Regions from separate parts of the Homo sapiens genome. Here regions 1, 2 and 4 are each linked to region 3. Evidence: chromatin contacts called from ENCODE Hi-C or POLR2A ChIA-PET data. All regions are on one chromosome and are shown on one strand. The core of a region is the stretch at or near the end of the contact, and the rest is flanking DNA. Distances in the headings are between cores, read along the strand shown.

Region 1 (4,674 bases), core at 1,313-3,812, 130 kb before region 3:
AGTCTCAGGGTCTTGGGTGAGAATTTGAAGTTTCTGGGCAGGATTTGGGGGTCTAGGGCCTCAGGGTCTCAGGGCCACAGGATCTTGGGACTGCAGGGTCAGGGTCTCAGAGCAGGACTGTTAGGGTCAGGGTCTCAGAGCGGGGCTGTTACGGTGTCAGGGTCTCAGAGCGGGCTGTTAGGGTGTCAGGGTCTCAGAGCGGGGCTGTTGCACTCGGGTCTGGGGTCTCAGGCTTCAAGGACTCAGGCCACAGGATTTTGGGGCCAGGGGTGGGGGTCTGGGGTGTCAGGTCTTGGGGCCAGGACATACCAGGAGCTGCAGCCGGCGCAGCAGCCGGTCCAGTCGGGCCTGCAGGGTGCCCAGCTCGGGCTCCAGGGTCTTCAGGGAAGAGCCACCTGCCCGGCGCAGCCACTGCACGTGCCGCAGGTAGGACAGTAGGTCCGCTCGCAGCCTTGTCAGCACACCTGGGAGCTGGGGATAGAGCCGGGACATCAGAGAACACCCGACCAGTGCCCCTCATCCTCCCCGCCCCCTTCACTGCCTGCCTCCCACCTTGTCCCCAGCCCACTCCCTTGCCCTTACCTGTAGAGCTCCCAGTGCCCCCGCACTCATGGCCAGGGTGGGCAGGGAATCCAGGTTGTGGTCCCCGTCAGCTGGGAATTTGTCCCTCTGGCAGGGAAAAAAGCTGTGAGGTGGCCCCTGCCCAGCCTCGGGGCTCCCTCCATCCCCCACGCCAGGCCCCCAACTCTTCCCCTCCCTCACTCTGCCACCTGAGAGCCCAGAACCCCTCCAAGTGGCTGCCCGCAGACTCCTCTCCGTTCCTCTCTGCCTCTCACTCCTGTGCTGGCCCCAGCCCAGTCTCTCCTACCAGCTGTGCAGCCAGCTGCCGCGTGTCCGCCAGGAGAGAGCGGGTCAGGAGCACGGTGCTGTCCAGCTCGGCCCGAGGGTCTGGGGAAACTCGAGGGGGGCCAGGTGGTGGCCCAGGGGCGACAGCTGTATCTGGCCACAGGCTCAGCACGACCAGGACCAGGCGGCAAACACCTGGGGGCAGGATAAGGCAGAGAGCTCAGGCTGGACTCCGGGTCTGAGAGAGGAGGGCCTGGGCCTGGACTCCCGGGTCTGAGGGAGGAGGAACTGGGGTCTGGACTCCTCCTGGGTCTGAGGGAGGAGAGGCTGGGGGCCTGGACTCCTAGGTCTGAGGGAGGAAGGCCTGGGGTCTGGACTCCTGGGTCTCGGGGAGGAGGGTCTGGGGCCTGGACTCCCGGCCTTAGGGAGGATGGAGCTGGAGGTCTTAAGTCCCAGGGTGGAACGCCCGCGGGCAGGTCGCAGGGCCAGGCGGGCTTCCCTCTCCCTCCCTGGCTCTGGCTGCCCCGCCCGTCGGAGCAGACGCGGCCCGGGGCGGGTAGACGGGCCGGGCGTCTCCCGTCCGCCCCCGGACGCCGGAATCTGGGCCCCGGGGCGGGGCATGGTGGGGGAGGCACAGGCCAGAACCTGCCCCCTCCCCGGGCCGCGGGAGCCCGAGCTGGCTGGGAGCAGGGGAAGGAGCCAGAAGCCAGGACGGAGCCCGGGAGACACGGACCTCTCCCACGGGAGACCCCTTAGACGCCCTCCCAGGAGCCCCGCCGGGTGGGCGGCAGAAGCCCGGGCCGCAGCGCACCTGGGCGGAGAGGGGCAGAGCCATGGGCCCGGCCGGGCCGCGGGAGCGGGAGAGCTGGCGGCGGGGGGCGCGGGGGGCGCGGGGGGCGCGGGGGTCCGGAGCTCGCTCCCCGCAGCCCACCCCGGCCGCCCCGCCCACCCGGCCACCCGCCAGCCAATCAGCGCTCCCCGGCCGCCCGCGCCTCGCACACCCCCAGCCCGCCCCCCGGGCCCGCCAGCCGTCGGTCTGTCCGCGCCTCCGTCGGCCGCATCTGCCCGGCTCTCCCCGCTTTCCCCCCGCGCCCAGTCTCTCTCCTCCCCCCGGCTGGGGTCGCTACTCCCTGGCTTGCTCCGCTCTCCGCGGACCCTGCCTCAGTTTCCCTCCGGAGCCTCTCTGCCGGAATCCCAGGGAGTCTCCCGGTCCCCGCGGGCTCCCTGGGGCCTGGGTCGATGGGGGTCACCTCCCTCCCGGCACCAGTCCCTGCGTCCCTGCCCCTGCTCGGTCTCCGCGTCTCGCTCCCTCTCGGGGCCCTGTCTGGCCCGTCCCTCCTGCGGCGCCTCTGATTGGCTGCCTCCATCCGCTCCTGTCTGTGTCTCTCTCTGCCCATCTCCTCCGCCGCCTCCTGTCTCCGAAGCTGCTCTCCTCCCCGGCTGCCTGTCTCCGGGTCCCTCTCTGTGCGACTCAGCGGGGTCTGCTCCCACCCCCGCCGTGGGTCCCTCTCCTCCCTGCCTCCCTGTCCCCTCCACCCTCCCCATGAACCAACTTACAGTTCATGTCCCCACAGGGCCAGGGGTTCCCCAGGGCAGGGGGCAGGGAGCCGGGGGCCTTTAACCCTTCCCTGTCCGCTGCCGGGGGAGCCCCGAGGGTCAGCTGGGCCGCGGCCTGGGGAGGGGAGGCATGTGCCCTGAGCAGCAGGGCCGCGGCAGTGAGGGAGTGTGGACGCCTGGGGGGTTATATAGGGGGCTGGGGCGGGCGGGCGGGGGGCAGGCGGCAGGGGAGGGCGGCCTGACACATCCTGACTCACCCTCCCTGCCTGCCTTTTCCATTCAGACGGAGCGGCTGCCTTGCAGGGCTCACGCCGCCGCGCTCGGAGGAGGGCACGGAAGGAAAAGTTGGAAAAGTTGAAAAGGGAAAGGGGGGGGTGGTCGGAGAGGGGCTGGTGAGGTCATTGGCGTCCCCTCCCTCCACCTCCACGGGCCGGAGCAGACACTCAGGCTCAAGCGCTGGGGCCCGACTGTGGGTGGGGGTCCGGCTGGACCAGGACTAGCAGAGAGAGATGGGGAGGCAGGAGGACGGAAAGGCAGAGAAAGGCCGGACGGAGGGACAAGACAGGGGCCTGGAGAGGTGGAGGCAGGAGGAAGAGGGAGTGGAAGGGAAGGAGAGAGAGAGAGACACACACACACACAGAGTGAAGGACAGACTGAGACAGAGACAGGGAGATGGAGATCCACAGAGATGGAGGCAGCCAGAGAGACACACCAGAGAAGCAAAGAGGATCAGAGGGGCAGCCCTGGAGACAGAGGGAGAGGTTCTGGGAGTCAGAGATCAGAGAGCGGGAGGAAGACAGCAGGAGGGACTTGGGGAGACCCAGGGAGACCCCGAGGGGAAAGGAACAGAGACACCAAGACTCTGAGACAGAGGATGCCGCAGCTGAAGAAAGGCACCAGGCAAACAGAGACACGGGGCAGAGTGACAGGGACGGAGAGGCCCCAGGGACAGAAAAGGGGAGACAGAGATATTAGAAAGACAGAGACGCTGAGATGTTGGGGACTCAGCAATGGGGGCAGAGAGTAAAAGCCTTTCTCATTTTTTGTTTGTTTTTTGTTTGTTTGTTTTTTGGTACTGAGTCTCACTCTGTCACCCAGGCTGGAGTGCAATGGCGCGATCAATGGCACAATCTCAGCTCACTGCAACCTCCACCTCCCGGGTTCAAGCGATTCTCCTGCCTCAGCCTCCCAAGTAGCTGGGATTACAGGTGTGCGCCACCACACCCGGCTAATTTTGTATTTTTAGTAGAGACGGGGTCTTACCATGTTGGCCAGGCTGGTCTCGAACTCCTGACTTCGTGATCCGCCTGCCTCGGCCTCCCAAAGTGCTGGGATGACAGGTGTGAGCTACCGTGCCTGGCCTCGTTTTTGGTTTTTTTGAGACAGAGTCTCGCTGTGTCACCCAGGCTGGGGTGCAGTGGTGTGATCTCAGCTCACTGTAACCTCCGCCTCCCAGGTTCAAGTGATTCTCATGCCTCAGCCTCCTGAGTAGCTGGGATTACAGGCACCCGCCACCATGCCTGGCTATTTTTTGTATTTTTAGTAGAGATAGGGTTTTGCCATGTTGCCCAGGCTGGTCTCAAACTCCTGAGCTCAGGTCATCCTCCCGCCTCAGCCTCCCAAAGTGGTGGGAATACAGGTGTGAACCACCACGCCTGGCCTTTTGAAAAGCCTTTCTCAAAGAGGCAGGTGGAGACAGGAAGGAGGAGGAGAGACGGAGACTGAGGACCAAGAGGCGCTGAGACACTCCATAGAGGCAAGACCTCCATGTGCGACTCTCCCCCTCTGTGCCTCAGTTTCCTCATCTGTGAAGGGGGGTTAATGATGCACCCTCATCCGCCTAAATGCCACGATGAGGATAAAGCGAGCTCATTCACGTGAAGCACAAAGTCAGTGCTGACCATCCTTATTCCCCTCGTTAACTTTTCTGAACACATCAGGGACACAGAGAAAAAGATGTCGCCTTCGAGAGAGATGGGGCAGGAGCAAGATGGGGTGAAGACGGGACAGTGGGGACACGGAGACAGTGGCCAGAACCACCGGGGCCAGAGCCCTGGACGTCACCGCACAGAGGTGGAGGCAGGAGAGGAGTGCAGGGGGGAGGGGACCCACAGGCCAGGGGGGAGGCAGCGACGCCTACCCAGGCTCACAGTGGGCCAGCCCCAGGCATGGGGGCAGAGGAGACCCGGGATTCACCACAGAGCAAGCGAGGGGCAGAGGTACCAAGCCATGTCCCCGAGAGCCCCCAGACCTAGATGGCAGGGAAGGACA
Region 2 (4,594 bases), core at 2,078-4,577, 180 kb before region 3:
CCCCCAGCCAGACAAAGACTGCTCCTGCCGCCTGACCCTTTTCCTTCTCTCTCCCAACAGCCATCTTCAGCTTCTGACCTCCTCCTGGCTTGGTATTTAGGGATTTGGAGTCATGGCCTCTTCCTTCTTCCCAGGACCCAGGAGTCCAGTCCCTCAGCCCCTCCTCCCTCAGACCCAGGGTCAGACCTCTAGGCCCTCCTTCCTTAGACTCCGGAGTCCCTCCTGCCTCTGACACTCACGAGGTCCAGACCCCAAGATAGCCCAGCCAGCAGGGACAGGGACAGGTAAGCCTCACATGCTGGGCTCTGCAGGAGAATGAGAGGGGCTGAAGCTGGGCCCCTCTCGCTTTCCTCTTTCTCTCTCCTCCCCTTCACACCTGAAGAACCAGCCCCTTGGGGAGGGCCCAGGTGCATGAGATTGTGGCCACGGCCTCTGGGCCCCCATTGGCTCTCAGGCAGACGTCACGGGTGGGGGTCTGATCTAATCGGCCAGCTGTCCTCCACTCCAAGCAATCTCTTCACCTGTTTCAGTGTTCAGTCCTAGCTCACACATTCTCCTGCTTGGGGAGTTTCTCCCTGCCCTCCCAGCCCCTCCGTGCACCTCCCAGCCTCCAGGGCCTCCCCAGGATGCTCACCTCTCCAAGCTTCCTGGGGCTCTCAGTCCTGGAGCTGGGGCTGGGTGAGCTCAGGGAAGAAGGGCTGGCATTCGGGGTGGGGCTCAGGCAGACATCCTGCAGAGGCAAAGTCCAGGCTGCAGGACTGCCTGGGTCCTTTGGTCTGACTGCCACTTCCTAACGGCTCTCTGTCCCCAAACCACCGTGTCCTGTCTCCTTAGAACCTCACAGGCAGCACCGTAGCTTTGGGGGACCCTAATTTCCTTCCTCCAGCTTTGTGTATTCAACATCCAAACTCTCAGCCCTATCCTCCCCTGGACTCAGATCGGAGCCTCCACCCTTGGGGACCCAGGAGTCCAAGCTCCAACTCCTTCCTCCTTCCCCAAAATGCAGGAGTCCAGGCCCCCAGAACTCTTCCCTTAGACACAGAAGTCCCAGCCACCTCCTCTCTCACTATGCCACCTCGTGTCTTTTAATGGACATAAAATCCACATAACATTAGCCATTTTAAAGTGTACGACTCGGCCAGGCACGGCGGCTCACGCCTGTAATCCCAGCAGTTTGGGAGACCAAGGTGGGCAGATCATCTGGAGTCAGGTGTTTGAGACTAGCCTGGCCAACATGGTGAAACCCCATCTCTACTAAAAATGCAAAAATTAGCTGGGTGTGGTGGCGGGAGCCTGTAATCCCAGCTACTCCGGAGGCTGAGGCAGGAGAATCCCTTGAACCTGGGAAGCAGAAGTTGCAGTCAGTCCAGATCATGCCATTGGACTCCAGCCTGGGTGACAAGAGCAAAACTCTGTCTCAGAAAAAAGAAAAAAAAAATGTGCGACTCAGCGACATTAGTGCACTCCCAATGTTATGCAACCATCGCCTCTTTCTTTTTTTTTTTTTGAGACAGAGTCTCCCTCTGTCACCCAGATTGGAGTGCAGTGGCGCAATTTCGGCTCACTGCAACCTCTGCTTCCCGGGTTCAAGTGATTCTCCTGCCTCAGCCTCCTGAGGAGCTGGGATTACAGGCCGGTGCCACCATGCCTGGCTAATTTTTGTATTTTTAGTAGAGATGGGGTTTCACCATGTTGGCCAGGCTGGTCTCGAACTCCCAACCTCAGGTGATCCACCCGCCTCAGGCTCCCAAAGTGCTGGGATTACAGGCGTGAGACACTGCGCCCAACCTTTTTTTTTTTTTTTTTTTTCTGAAACAGAGTCTCCCTCTGTTGCCCAGGCTGGAGTGCAGTGGCACAATCTTGGCTCACTGGGACCTCCACCTCCTGGGTTCAAGTGATTCTCATGCCTCAGCCTCCCAAGTAGCTGGGATTACAGGTGCCCGCCACTATGCCTGGCTAATTTTTGCATTTTTTGATAAAGACAGAGTTTCACCATGTTGGCCAGGCTGGCCTCAAAATGCTGACCTCAAGTGATCCCCCTGCCTCAGCCTCCCAAAGTGCTGGGATTACAGGCGGAAGCCATCGCGCCCAACCCGTCTGGTGTATTTTATGCTCAGTGTAATGTTTTTGAGATTCATCCATGTTGTGGCATGTATTAGTGTTTCATTCCTTTATTTTTTATTTTTATTTTTTAAACAGCCAGGGTCGGCTGGGCAAGGTGGCTGACGCCTGTAGTCCCAGCACTTTGGGAGGCTGAGGCAGGTGGATCACCTGAGGTCAGGAGATCGAGACCAGCCTGGCCAACATGGTGAAAACCTGTCTCTACTAAAAATACAAAAAAAAATTAGCTGGGTGGCCGGGCATGGTGGCTCACGCCTGCAATCCCAGCACTTTGGGAGGCCGAGGTGGGCAGATCATGAGATCAGGAGTTTGAGACCAGCCTGGCCAACATAGTGAAACCCCGTCTCTACTAAAAATACAAAAATTAGCCGGGTGTGGTGGCAGGCACCTGTAATCCCAGCTACTCGGGAGGCTGAGGCAGGAGAATCGCTTGAACCCAGGAGGCGGAGGTTGCAGTGAGCCGAGATCGCACCACTGCATTCCAGCCTGGGCGACAGAGTGAGACTCCGTCTCCAAAAATAAATAAAATAAAATAAATAAATAAAATAAAAAATAAATCCTGTCCCAGTGGGGCTGATAGAGGGCAAAGCTCTCCAAGTCCTCCTCACCCCTTCTGCTGCCAAATGCCTCTCCTCTGGGTCTCGTCTTCCTCCTTTCGCTTCTTTTTCCGGAGGTCTCCGTTTGCCCAGACATGAATCTGAGCCACCCCCTGCCCTCAGGGGAATCCCTGTCTGTGGGCAACACAGATGATCAGCAGGTGACAGCTCCTCTAAAGGAAGTCACACAAAGCTATGAGGGAGCCCAGGGGAGGGAGGGGTCCATGCTACCTGCTCCTCCGTCGGCCCTCAACACTGATCTCCTGCCCTGCCCTGTCCTGTGTTTGCCACCTGGCTGATTCCCACTTCTCTTCCAAAAACATAATAATAATAAAGACGAGAAAGCCCAGGTGATCCTAAGGAAGACTTGTCCCCGCTCTGAGCCTCCATACCCAACTCGGTGTCCTGGCACAAAGATGAGTTTGGCTCACTGGTGTCCCCACGGTGCTTATGTGACCTGCTTGGACCCTCCCTGGGAGGACAGGGGACAGGGCTCCAGCCTGCCGAGCTACTTTCAAGTTGGGAATTAGGCCCCACTCACCGGCCACGGGTAGGTTGGGTGTCTGGAGCCTGAAGGATCCTTCCAGAAGCTAGGGCTGCTGGCCTGGCTCAGCCGAGGGGAAGAGGCTGTGCTTTTCCTCTGAGAAAGATGACGTTGCACTTTCATATTGAGGAAACCGCTTGTGGTTGGTGGTGGGGACTGGTTTTTATTTTTATTTTTATTTTTTTATTTTATTTTTTATTTTTGAGACGGAGTTTCGCTCTTGTTGCCCAGGCTGGAGTGCAATGGCGCGATCTCAGCTGACCGCAACCTCTGCCCCCGGGTTCAAGCGATTCTCCTGCTCAGCCTCCCAAGTAGCTGGAATTACAGTCATGCACCACCACACCCGGCTAATTTTGTATTTTTTTAGTAGAAACAGGGTTTCTCCATGTCGGTCAGGCTAGTCCCAAACTCCTGACATCCGGTGTTCCACCCGCCTCGGCCTCCCAAGTGCTAGGATTACAGGCGTGAGCCACCGCGGCCGGCCTATTTTTATTTTTATATCCCTAGATGTCTATGTCCCCTGCCTGGAAGTTTCCCCAGAGAGGGGATGTAGACGTCTAGGAACACAGAGGTCTCAGAACCTTCCCCAGGGAGGGGATGTACACCTCTAGAGATAGATGGGTCTCGGACCTCTGTTTTCTTGTCTGCAAAACAGGGATCATGATGGTCTGCCCTCGTGCAATTGTGAGGGTTTATTGGGGTTATCCACATAAGACCCTAAAAGAATGCCTGTCTGACCGGGCCCGGTGGCTCACGCCTGTAATCCCAGCATTTTGGGAGGCTGAGGCGGGTGGATCACCTGAGGTCATGAGTTCGAGACCAGCCTGGCCAATATGGCGAAACCCCGTTTCTACTAAAAATACAAAAATTAGCTGGGCATGGTGGCGGGCGCCTGTAATCCCAGCTACTCAAGAGGCTGAGGCCGGAGAATCGCTTGAATCCAGGAAGTGGAGGTTGCAGTGAGTCGAGATTGTGCCACTACACTCCAGCCCGGACGACAAGAGCGAAACTCCCTCTCAAAAAAACAAAAAAGAAAGAAAGAAAAGAAAAGCAAGAGATTGACTGGGGATGAGGTTGCTGAAGGATAAAGGAGGAGAAAGGCCAGGCGCGGTGGCTTAAGCCTGTAATCCCAGCACTTTGGGAGGCCAAGGCAGGCGGATCACGAGGTCAGGAGTTCAAGACCAGCCTGGCCAATATGGTGAAACCCCGTCTCTACTAAAAATACAAAAAAAAAAAGAAAAAAAGAAAAAGGAGGAGAAAGACCAGGAGTGGCTGGGAGAGACTTCAGACTGCAACGTGAGTGGGTCTGGGTCTGACACTGGAGAAAGGAGAT
Region 3 (4,236 bases), core at 1,156-3,655:
CCCACAACCAAGGGCCATTCTGTCATCACATCATCGTCCCCACCCCAGCTCCCCCAGAGCAAGCGAAACCTCACCCATTCTTGAAGCTCACGCTCTGGTCCGGGCCTGGTATGGCTCAGAGGTGGGGACTCCTGGAGTGCAGCTTCTCTCCTTACCCTGGCCATCCCCTCCCTCTGGCCAGCAGAATCAGCCTCCAGGGCCACAGCTCCATCCCCCTCTGCTCTATGGCCTCTGTCTTGCTGCTGCAGCTCCTTCCACACCTGGGACCACGCCCCGCTTTGGCCCCCACATCACTGTCACCACATTCTTCTGCCTTTTTCTTTGCCTGTCTTCCTTGTATCCCCATCTCTCAGGATCCCTGCGAATCCATCTCTGCTCCTGTTTCTCACTTGCTGTTGGTCTCTTTTTTTCATTATCCATTTCTCACCCTCATCATCTCTATCTCTGTATTGCCCAGGATGGAGTGCAGTGGTGTGATCTCAGCTCACTGCAGCCTTGACTGCCCGGGCCCAAGCGATCCTCCTGCCTCAGCTTCCTGAAAAGGTGGGACTACAGATGTGCGCCACCACACCCGGCTCATTTTTAATTTTTGTAGAGACGGGCTCACTATGTTGCCCAGGCTGGTCTCAAACTCCTGAGCTCAGGCGATCCTCCTGTCTCACTCTCTCAAAGTGCTGGGCTTATGTCTGGGTTTATAAGTGTGAGCCACCATGCCTGGCCTCACTTCATTTTCCATGATCAAATTCTCTATCTTTTCTTCTCTGTGCCAATCTCTTTTTGCCTTTCATTTTCAATTTCTCACACTCGTCTTTATGCCGTATTTTTTTCATGGTAATTTCTTTTGCTCTCTCTCACCATCTTTCTCATTTTTTTTCTTTCGTTGTCAGTTTCATATTCCCATCATTTCTTTTTCCCTGTCTTTCTTTTTCAATTTCTCACCCTCATTACATCTATTTCTCACTCCAGTTTTCGTGGTCAGTTTCTCTTTATTTTTTTCTCCCTTGTCCTTCTGTCTTTTTGTTTCATTATCAGTCTCACACTCTCATCTCTGTTTCTCACCTAGTTTTTCCTGGTCAATTTATCTGTCTTTCCCCCTCAGTCTTTCACTTTTCTTTCAGATCTCACCTTCACCACCTCTGTTTCTCACTCCATTTTTCATGGTAAATTTCTCTCTCTCTTTTTTGAGACAGGATCTTGCTCTGTTGCCCAGGCTGAAGTGCAGTGGTGCGATCTCAGTTCACTGCAGCCTTGAACTCCCAGGCTCAGGTGATCCTCCGACCTCAGCCTCCTGAATAGCTGGGATTACAGATGCACACCACCATGCCTGGCTAATTTTTTTTTTTGAGACAGAGTCTTGCTGTGTTGCCCAGGCTGGAGTGCAGTGGCGTGGTCTCGGCTCACTGCAACCTCCACCTCCCGGGTTCAAGTGATTCTCCTGCCTCAGCCTCCTGAATAGCTGGGATTACAGGCGTGTGCCACCACTCCCGGCTAATTTTTGTATTTTTAGTAGAGACGGGTTTCACCATGTTGGCCAGGCTGGTCTCAAATTCCTGACCTCGTGATCCGCCTGCCTCGGCCTCCCAAAGTGCTGGGATTACAGGGGTGAGCCACTGCTCCCGGCCTGATTTTTTGTCGAGATGGGTTCTCACTATGTTGCCCAGGCTGGTCTCAAACTCTTGGGCTCAAGTCATCGGCTTGCTGCGGCCTCCCAAAGTGCTGGAATTGCAGGCGGGAGCCACTGGGCCCAAACTGTTTCTGTATCTTCCGTCCTCTTGTCTTTCACTTTCAGTTCTCAGCTTCGCCACCTGCTTCTCACTCGATTTTTCACGGTCGGTTTTGCTATATCACCTCATACTCTCATCGTCTCCATTTCTCACTGCGTTCTCTCCCCAGGCCCAGCGCTGTGGTATCTTTTCCTTTGTCTCTTACGGTTGTTTTCTGAGTCTCCATCTCCCGCGCCTTCCCTGCAGTCTCCCGCGTGCTCTCTTCTCTCTCCCCCTCGTTTCTCTCATGGTCAGCCCCCTTCCCTCCGTTTCTGTCTCCCGCGGGCTCCTCTGTCCGTTTCTCACCGTCCCCGCCGCCCTCGCCGCTCCCTCACGGGAGGTTTCACTCCCCACCTAAGGGGCAGCGTTTCTGTCCTCCCTCTGTGCCCGTCGCAGTCGCTGTTTCTCCGTCTTCTCCCTCCCTTCCACTCTCCCGCCCTGCTCGCCGTCTGGGGCTGCCTGGGTTTCTGCCTCTGTCGCCCCGCGCCCCGTACCTGTGCCCTCCTGAGAGGCCCAAGCCTCCCGCTCCCGCAGGAGAGTCTCGCCGCAAGCGTCCTTTCCCGCCTTTTTTTTTTCTGGCGCTCAGCACGCATGCGCAGGCGCGGTGGGCCCGGGAATGGAGGGACGGGATGGGGCAGGCGTTCATCTGCCTCGCACCTCGTGACGTCACAGGCGCGCTGCGCCTCCTGATTGGCCAGCCGGCGCATCGCCCGCAGTAATAATAGCTGGGCGAAGGGCAACCAGGCCCCAAGAAGCGGGCCTTGAGGTGGGGAAAGGGAGGGAGGAAGCAGGCCCTAGAGGCGCCGTGACTTGGGGGTGGGTGGGCTCCAGCTGTGAGTTAGAGCTATCATTCCGTTTCCAGAGCCGGAAGCGGGAGCTCCGAGAGGTGATGCTCCTCGTTCAAGGACTGCCAGGGTTGCAGCGCCTCCCTAGCCCATAGCGCCCCCTCGTGGTGGAGGCGGGCACGTGCCGGGCACAGCGGCTGCGGAGACAGCGGGTCCGGCCTCGGGACCCCTCCCGTAGGGTAGGGAGGCAGCCAATGAGCAGAAATAAATGCAGAATCACAAACTGCGCCGGTGAAATGAAAAGACAGCCATGTGTGCCACCTTATCAATAGGAAGACTTGGAGGCGTATGCGGGGTGGAGTGGGAGACGAGGCAGGCATGCATTCTTAGCTTCAGGAGCAATGTAACCTTGAAAAAGTGACTTGGTCTCTTTGAGTCCCCGTTTCTTATTTATATTGTTTTATTTATTTATTATTTATTGAGACGGAGTCTCGCTCTGTCACCCACGCTGGAGTGCAGTGGCGCTATCTCAGCTCACTGCAACCTCTGCCTCCCAGGTTTAAACGATTCTCCTGCTGCAGCCTCCTGTGTAGCTGGGATTACAGGCGCACGCCACCACACCGGGCTAATTTTTGTATTTTTAGTAGAGACGGGGTTTCACCATGTTGGCCAGGCTGGTCTCAAAGCCGACCTCGTGATCCACTCGCCTTGGCCTCCCGAAGTGCTGAGATTACAGGTGTGAGCCACCGCGCCCGGCCACCTGTTTCTTTCTCTGGAAAAAAAATGGGGCGCCAGGGTTGTTGGAAAGGTGGAACGAGAGCTCACCTAGTCTGTGCTGGGCATGCATGACCCCAACTTCAGGCCATAGAAACTGTTGCTACACCTGTGTTTCAGATGGGGTAAAAAGTGAGGCTCAGAGAAGTTTAACTTAGGAGCCACGATTATAACCTGTTTTAAGTGATTTCACACGTTTTGCTCCTTGGATTGGGAACCATATGCTAAAATAGAAGCACGAGTCTGGAGTCCGACTCTCCTACCAGGTTCCAATCGTGGTTCCAACCCGGATTAGAACTAGTTGGGTGACTGCAGGCCCCAATTCAATGAACAAAATGTGTGTGAAATCGTTTAAAACCGCAGAATATTGTTTGTTAGGGTTATTTGCTGAAAACGAACAACAGCTGCAGGATTTCAGGGAACGAGCGATTATTTGTAGTAGAGAAATCAAGGAAACCTCACAGGGGAGATGATATTATTTCATCAGCAGGCCACAAGGAGAAATGAATTCTCAGAGAAGCAAAGGGTGGGAGAAATTTGCATTGCCAGAAATTTTCATCGGTGTTATCCATCTCTGCTAGACTTTAAGCTCTGTGAAAGATCTGTATCTATTTCAATTGCTGCCATAATACATCGCCACAAATTTAGTGGTTTAAAACAACGCAGACTTATTATTTTGCAGTTTTGTAGGTCAGAAGTCAGACTTGCTTAGTGGGCTAAGATCAAGGCGCCAGCAGGGTGGTTCCCTTTGGAAGGCTCTAGGGGAGAATCCATTTCCCTGCCTTTTCCAGCTTCTAGAGGCCACCTACATTCCTTGGCTTGTGGCTCCATCCCCCATCATCAAAGCCAGCAACATTGCATCTCTCTGACCTTTCCTCTGCCTTCGTATTTTTCTCTCTCACTGTGGCTTGAAA
Region 4 (4,604 bases), core at 1,837-4,336, 230 kb before region 3:
TGTGGCTGGACATGGTGGATCACACCTGTAACCTCAACACTTTCAGAGGCCAAGGCGGGAGGATCCCTTGAGGCTAGGAGTTCAAGACTAGCCTGGGTAGCAAAGCAAGTCTTGTCTCTATATAGGTTAAATGAAAAAAAAAAGAAGAAGAAGAATTCATGTACAGCAGGGGTTCTGACCAAGGGGCTTTCTACATCTAGGGGCATTTGTGCGCTGGCAGGTGGGGTGATAGTGTCTCTCCATGGCCTGGAGGCCACCCACCAGATGCTGCTCAATGTCCTGTAGTGCACAGGACGGCCCCCGAGAGAGTGAACCAGCGCCAGTGTGAACAGTGCCCAGCTGAAAAACTGCTGTGTGCAAAGCGCTCACGCTGAGGGCCAGGTGGTCTCCCCGGGAAGTGGTCACATCTGCTGCCTGGCTAGCAGGGGGTTTGGCCGAGTGCGCCACTCACTCTGCCCGCAGCACTCAGCCGTGCAGGGGTCCAACAAGCATGGGAACAAACGAGGGAAGGAGATGCCTCTCCCTCTGCCCCAGCAGATCCCGGGGGCCCACCCGGCACCCCCCCCCACCGCCAGCACCCCTGTCCCCAGCCCCACCCGGACACTCACAGGAGATGGCGAAGAGGGCCTTGACGCGCACCGTGTCGCAGGCGTCGCGGTCCAGCAGCCGCAGCAGCTTACGCAGGGCACCCAGGCCCAGCACCTGCTCCTGGATGGCTGCCACGTTCTGACTGCACGTGCCGATGAGCTGTGCCGCCCGCCACCGCAGTCCCGCAGCCCCCGCCTCCAGGTACCGGCCCACCAGCAGGTGCATGCCAGACAGCTGGCAGAAGTCTGTGCCACAGAGGGGAGCAGAGAGAGGCCAGATGTTAGGGACTGAACCGTGCCCCCCAAAATGCATGGGTTGATGTTCTGACCCCCAGTACCTTGGAATGTGACTGTTTTTGGAGATGGGATCTTTAAAGAGATCATTAAGGTAAAATGAGGTCCTTAGGGTGGGCCCTAATGCAATCTGACTGGCGTCCTGATAAGAAGAAGAGATGAGGACACAGACACCCACAGAGGGACAACATGGAGGGAGGACACAAAAAATGCCTTCTGCAAGCCAAGGAGAGGGGGGCTCAGGAGAAACCAGCCCTGCCCACACCCTGATCTCAAACTTCTAGCCTCCAGAGCCGTGAGAAAATACATTTCTGTTTTTAAAGCCAGTAGTCTGTGGTGCTTGGCTAAGGTGGCCCTAAGCTGACCACTACAGCTGCTGAGGCCGGGAGAGCCAGGCCGGCTCCCACAGGGACGCAGCTCTCTCCAAACACCCAACCAGAGGTCCCCCCAAGGCTAGTACAACTCGATTCCATCAGCATTTGGGGCATTAGGGCCCCAGGCTCCAGACTACTAAATGCCAGGACTGATCCTGGTCTTTGTGACAATCTGAATGTCCCCAGGGTCAGCAAACCACAGCCCACCTCCTGTTTTTGTAAATAAAGTGGTATTGGAGAGCGTGGCAGTTCCTAAAAAAATGAAATACAGATTCCCCGTGACCCAGCAATTCCGCACCAAGGCACAGACCCAAAAGAACCAGAAGTAGGGACTCAGATACTTATATACTCAAGTTCATGGCAGCATCATTCATAAATGACCCAAATGTCCTTAAAGGATAAAGGGATAAATATAAACTGCTCTAGCCATACAACGGAGTATTACTCAGCCATAAAAAGGAATGAAGCAGCTGGGCGTGGTGGCTCAAGCCTATAATCCCAGCACTTTGGGAGGCCAGGGTGGGCAGATCACTTGAGGCCAGGAGTTCGAGACCAGCCCAGGTAACATAGCAAAACAGGGTTTTTGCTATGTTATATACTAAAAATACAAAAATGCCAGGCCTGGCCAGGTGCGGTGGCTCATGACTGTAATCCCAACACTTTGGGAGGCCAAGGTGGGTGGATCACGAGGTCAGGAATTCAAGACCAGCCTGGCCAACATGGTGAAACCTCATCTCTACTAAAAATACAAAAATTAGCTGGGCATGGTGGTGGGCGCCTATAAGCCCAGCTACTCAGAAGGGCAAGGCAGGAGAATCGTTTGAACCCGGGAGGCACAGGTTGCAGTGAGCTGAGATCGCGCCATTGCACTCTAGCCTGGGCAACAGGGTGAGACTCTGTCTCAGAAAAAAAAAAAAAAAAAATTTGCCAGGCCTGATGACATGCACCTGTAATCCCAGCTGTTTGGGAGGCTAAGGTATGAGAATCACTGAAACCCAGCAGGTGGAAGTTGCAGTGAGCTGAGATTGCACCACTGCACTCCAGCCTGGGAGACTGACTCAAAAAAAAAAAAAAAAAAAAAAGGAATAAAGCTCTGACACACGCCACAACATGGGCACGCCGCCTTTAGCACAATCAGCCAGACACAAAAGGTCACGTTATAATCATCTATATGAAATGTCCAGAACAGGCAAATTCATACAGCCAAAACGCTGATTAGTGGTTGCCAGGGGACCGGGGGAGGGCCGGCCTAATGGGTGCTGGGTCTCCTTTGCAGGCAATGGAAAAGTTCTGGAAATAGAGGTGGTGTTGCACAACATTCTGAATTGACTGTAAGTGGTATAAACAGTCATATGGGAGGATGTTCCCCTCAGCCCACCTTCATCAGCACTGTGCATCTTCATTAAGACAGAGAAGATACACATATATATTTATATTTATATACACAGAGAGCGCACGAGGCCAGGGAGGAAGTGGTATCTTTGGCTTTCGTTCTCATTTGATTACTAATAAGGTGTAAAATTGCTGCTGCTGTGATGATTGGACACTCAGCACAGTGCTTAGCACACAGCAGCTGCTCAACAGATATTTCCTGAACAAGCAAAAAATGAATGAAAGAGCAAAGTCGTTAAAAGCCATCCTGCGGATTGGAGCAGGAGTTCTCTGCCCGGATAAGACGGGGAGACACTGGGGAAAGGTAAGCTAGAGGGTGGCGGCTGCACTGCAGGTCTTCTCGGGGTGCTGCATGCGCTCACAGAGGAGGGCTTCCCAAACTCCGTCCAGCCCCTGTCCAAAATGAAGACACCTGACTCCCAGGCCTGACACGTTACGTTTACTCTGTGCCTGGTGTTGTGCGGGCCTGGGGGTTTCTCTCGGCCCAGCCTGCGTACAAGAGGAAGTAATCAGGACCTGCCCAAACCAGACTGCCATGTAGCAGCACAGCCTGAACTATGAACCAAGGAAGTGACACCCCAAATCCACACCCTCAATTGCTACACCACCCAACCCCTCCAAATGGAAGTGAGCTCTCCTCAAACCTTCTGTGAGCTCTGCTGCTTGGAGTAAAACAGCATTTACCTCCCCATCTGCGAGGCCCACCCCAGCGCTGTTTCCTGCGCCTGGCCCCTCACTCACTCTACTCTGCCTCAAGGGCCTGGCTGCTGTTCCTGAACACACCAGGCACACTCTGGCCTCAGGGCCTTTGCACTGGCTGTTCCTACTGTCTGGAATGCTTTTCCCAGAGATCATCCCACAACTCTCACCTCACTTCAGGTCTCTGATCAAACGTCACCCCGGGGAGGCCTTCTCTGCCACCCCACCCATGCCACTTTCCCTCTTGTACTCTGGGGAGTGGCAGTGGACACCCAGAGGACTAGGAGAGAAACAGCCATCTCAGAGCTGATCAGGGAAGTGGGGGACTCCACCTGCCATGAGGGTGAGGCAGAGCCTTGCTCCTTATGGCAATGGAGGCGAACAGGCTGATGGTGAGAAGGCAGCAGGGAGGCTGACGGTGTGAGCCCCAAGAGTAGGGGCAAGAGCTGAGAGGCAGCAGGACATGTACAGAGGGGCAGAACGTCCTGGCGGGGGAAGCGGGGTACCTGCGGCATTGTCCATGTTCTCACACAGGTCGGCCAGCAGCTCCAGGGCCCCCTCTCGCTCTTGCTGGTCGGCCGCCTGCTCGGCCTCCCCAGCAGTGGGGGGCATGGGCTGTGACAGCACTCGGAGGCAGCTCTTCATCTGCTCCACCTCCTCCCGCTGGCCTCGGAAGGCAGCCGACATGGCCTCCTGCAGCCACTGACGCCTCTGGAGACCAAGGCGAGGAGGAAAGAAGGAGATCCATCAGTCATTCATTACAAAGGAACAGCCATTAATAAAGACAGCCAACAACTGAGGGCTGATGTTCCTTCAGTCAACAAATATCGGCTGGGAGCTGTGGCTCATCCCTGTAATCCCAGCACTTTGGGAGGCCGAGGTGGGTAGACTGCCTGAGCTCAGGAGTTTGAGACCAGCCTGGGCAACATGGTGAAACCCCGTCTCTACTAAAAATACAAAAATTAGCCAGGCCTGGTGGCGTGAGCCTGTAATCCCAGCTACTCGGGAGGCTGCAGCAAAGGGAATCGCTTGAACCTGAGAGACAGAGGTTGCAGTGAGCCAAGATCAGGCCACTGCACTCCAGCCTGGGCAACACAGTGAGACTATCTCAAAGAAAAAGGAGATGAGAGCTAATACGTGACTGCTGGAATTTTTGGGGGTGAGGGAGGGGAGCAGAGGTCTCCTTAGTCACAGTTCTAAGTAAATTTGAGTGAGCTATTTAATGTTTCTGTGCCTGTTTCATGCCTCACTGTTGTAA

Evidence for each region. A loop is a pair of places that touch in the nucleus more often than their neighbours do. ChIA-PET counts read pairs that join two places held with the same protein, here RNA polymerase II (POLR2A). Pooled maps may share reads with other maps.
Region 1: a loop to region 3 is called in a pooled map, with 2.3 times the contacts of the local background. The contact joins the promoter of IL11 here to the enhancer-like site in region 3. A Hi-C loop is called at or near these places in 3 of 168 maps with a recorded cell type or tissue (chondrocyte, naive thymus-derived CD4-positive, alpha-beta T cell and ovary), 7 of 37 single-sample maps with no recorded cell type and 19 of 50 pooled maps. POLR2A ChIA-PET finds 5 or more read pairs at or near these places in 7 of 52 experiments (GM12878, H1, K562 and 4 more).
Region 2: a pooled map shows a loop between it and region 3 (2.4-fold over the local background). The contact joins the promoter of TMEM150B here to the enhancer-like site in region 3. A Hi-C loop is called at or near these places in 1 of 168 maps with a recorded cell type or tissue (CD8-positive, alpha-beta T cell), 2 of 37 single-sample maps with no recorded cell type and 14 of 50 pooled maps. POLR2A ChIA-PET finds 5 or more read pairs at or near these places in 6 of 52 experiments (H1, MCF 10A, OCI-LY7 and 3 more).
Region 4: a pooled map shows a loop between it and region 3 (2.8-fold over the local background). The contact joins two enhancer-like sites. A Hi-C loop is called at or near these places in 5 of 168 maps with a recorded cell type or tissue (chondrocyte, ovary, prostate gland and 2 more), 1 of 37 single-sample maps with no recorded cell type and 12 of 50 pooled maps. POLR2A ChIA-PET finds 5 or more read pairs at or near these places in 4 of 52 experiments (B cell, activated B cell, activated CD4-positive, alpha-beta T cell and 1 more).

What each region holds. Positions count from the first base shown.
Region 1 is chr19:55,367,901-55,372,574 of GRCh38, forward strand. IL11 (interleukin 11) reads right to left here and starts at 2,563. Exons shown (of 5, transcript NM_000641.4): 1 at 2,404-2,563; 2 at 869-1,041; 3 at 583-669; 4 at 310-471. The coding sequence starts at 2,410. RefSeq lists enhancers at 818-1,659, 2,503-3,343, 4,079-4,674, a silencer at 1,326-1,505 and a cis regulatory region at 4,259-4,674.
Region 2 is chr19:55,322,014-55,326,607 of GRCh38, forward strand. It overlaps TMEM150B (transmembrane protein 150B), which reads right to left and starts at 3,328. Exons shown (of 8, transcript NM_001282011.2): 1 at 3,259-3,328; 2 at 635-730.
Region 3 is chr19:55,501,491-55,505,726 of GRCh38, forward strand. All of the region lies in intron 12 of SSC5D (scavenger receptor cysteine rich family member with 5 domains), which reads left to right. Among named protein-coding and RNA genes, the nearest start is that of SSC5D, 15 kb to the left of the region's middle. RefSeq lists silencers at 2,206-2,295, 2,346-2,395. Within about 2 kb of position 2,406, at least 28 of the 41 ENCODE cell types and tissues checked have a DNase peak (open chromatin) inside an H3K27ac peak, as active enhancers do; they include B cell, CD8-positive, alpha-beta T cell, GM12878 and 1 more, where a contact is called at or near this core.
Region 4 is chr19:55,273,790-55,278,393 of GRCh38, forward strand. It overlaps HSPBP1 (HSPA (Hsp70) binding protein 1), which reads right to left. Exons shown (of 8, transcript NM_012267.5): 3 at 3,853-4,057; 4 at 609-833. Among named protein-coding and RNA genes, the nearest start is that of HSPBP1, 4.0 kb to the right of the region's middle. RefSeq lists enhancers at 2,451-2,560, 3,912-4,412. Within about 2 kb of position 3,087, at least 7 of the 41 ENCODE cell types and tissues checked have a DNase peak (open chromatin) inside an H3K27ac peak, as active enhancers do; they include B cell, where a contact is called at or near this core.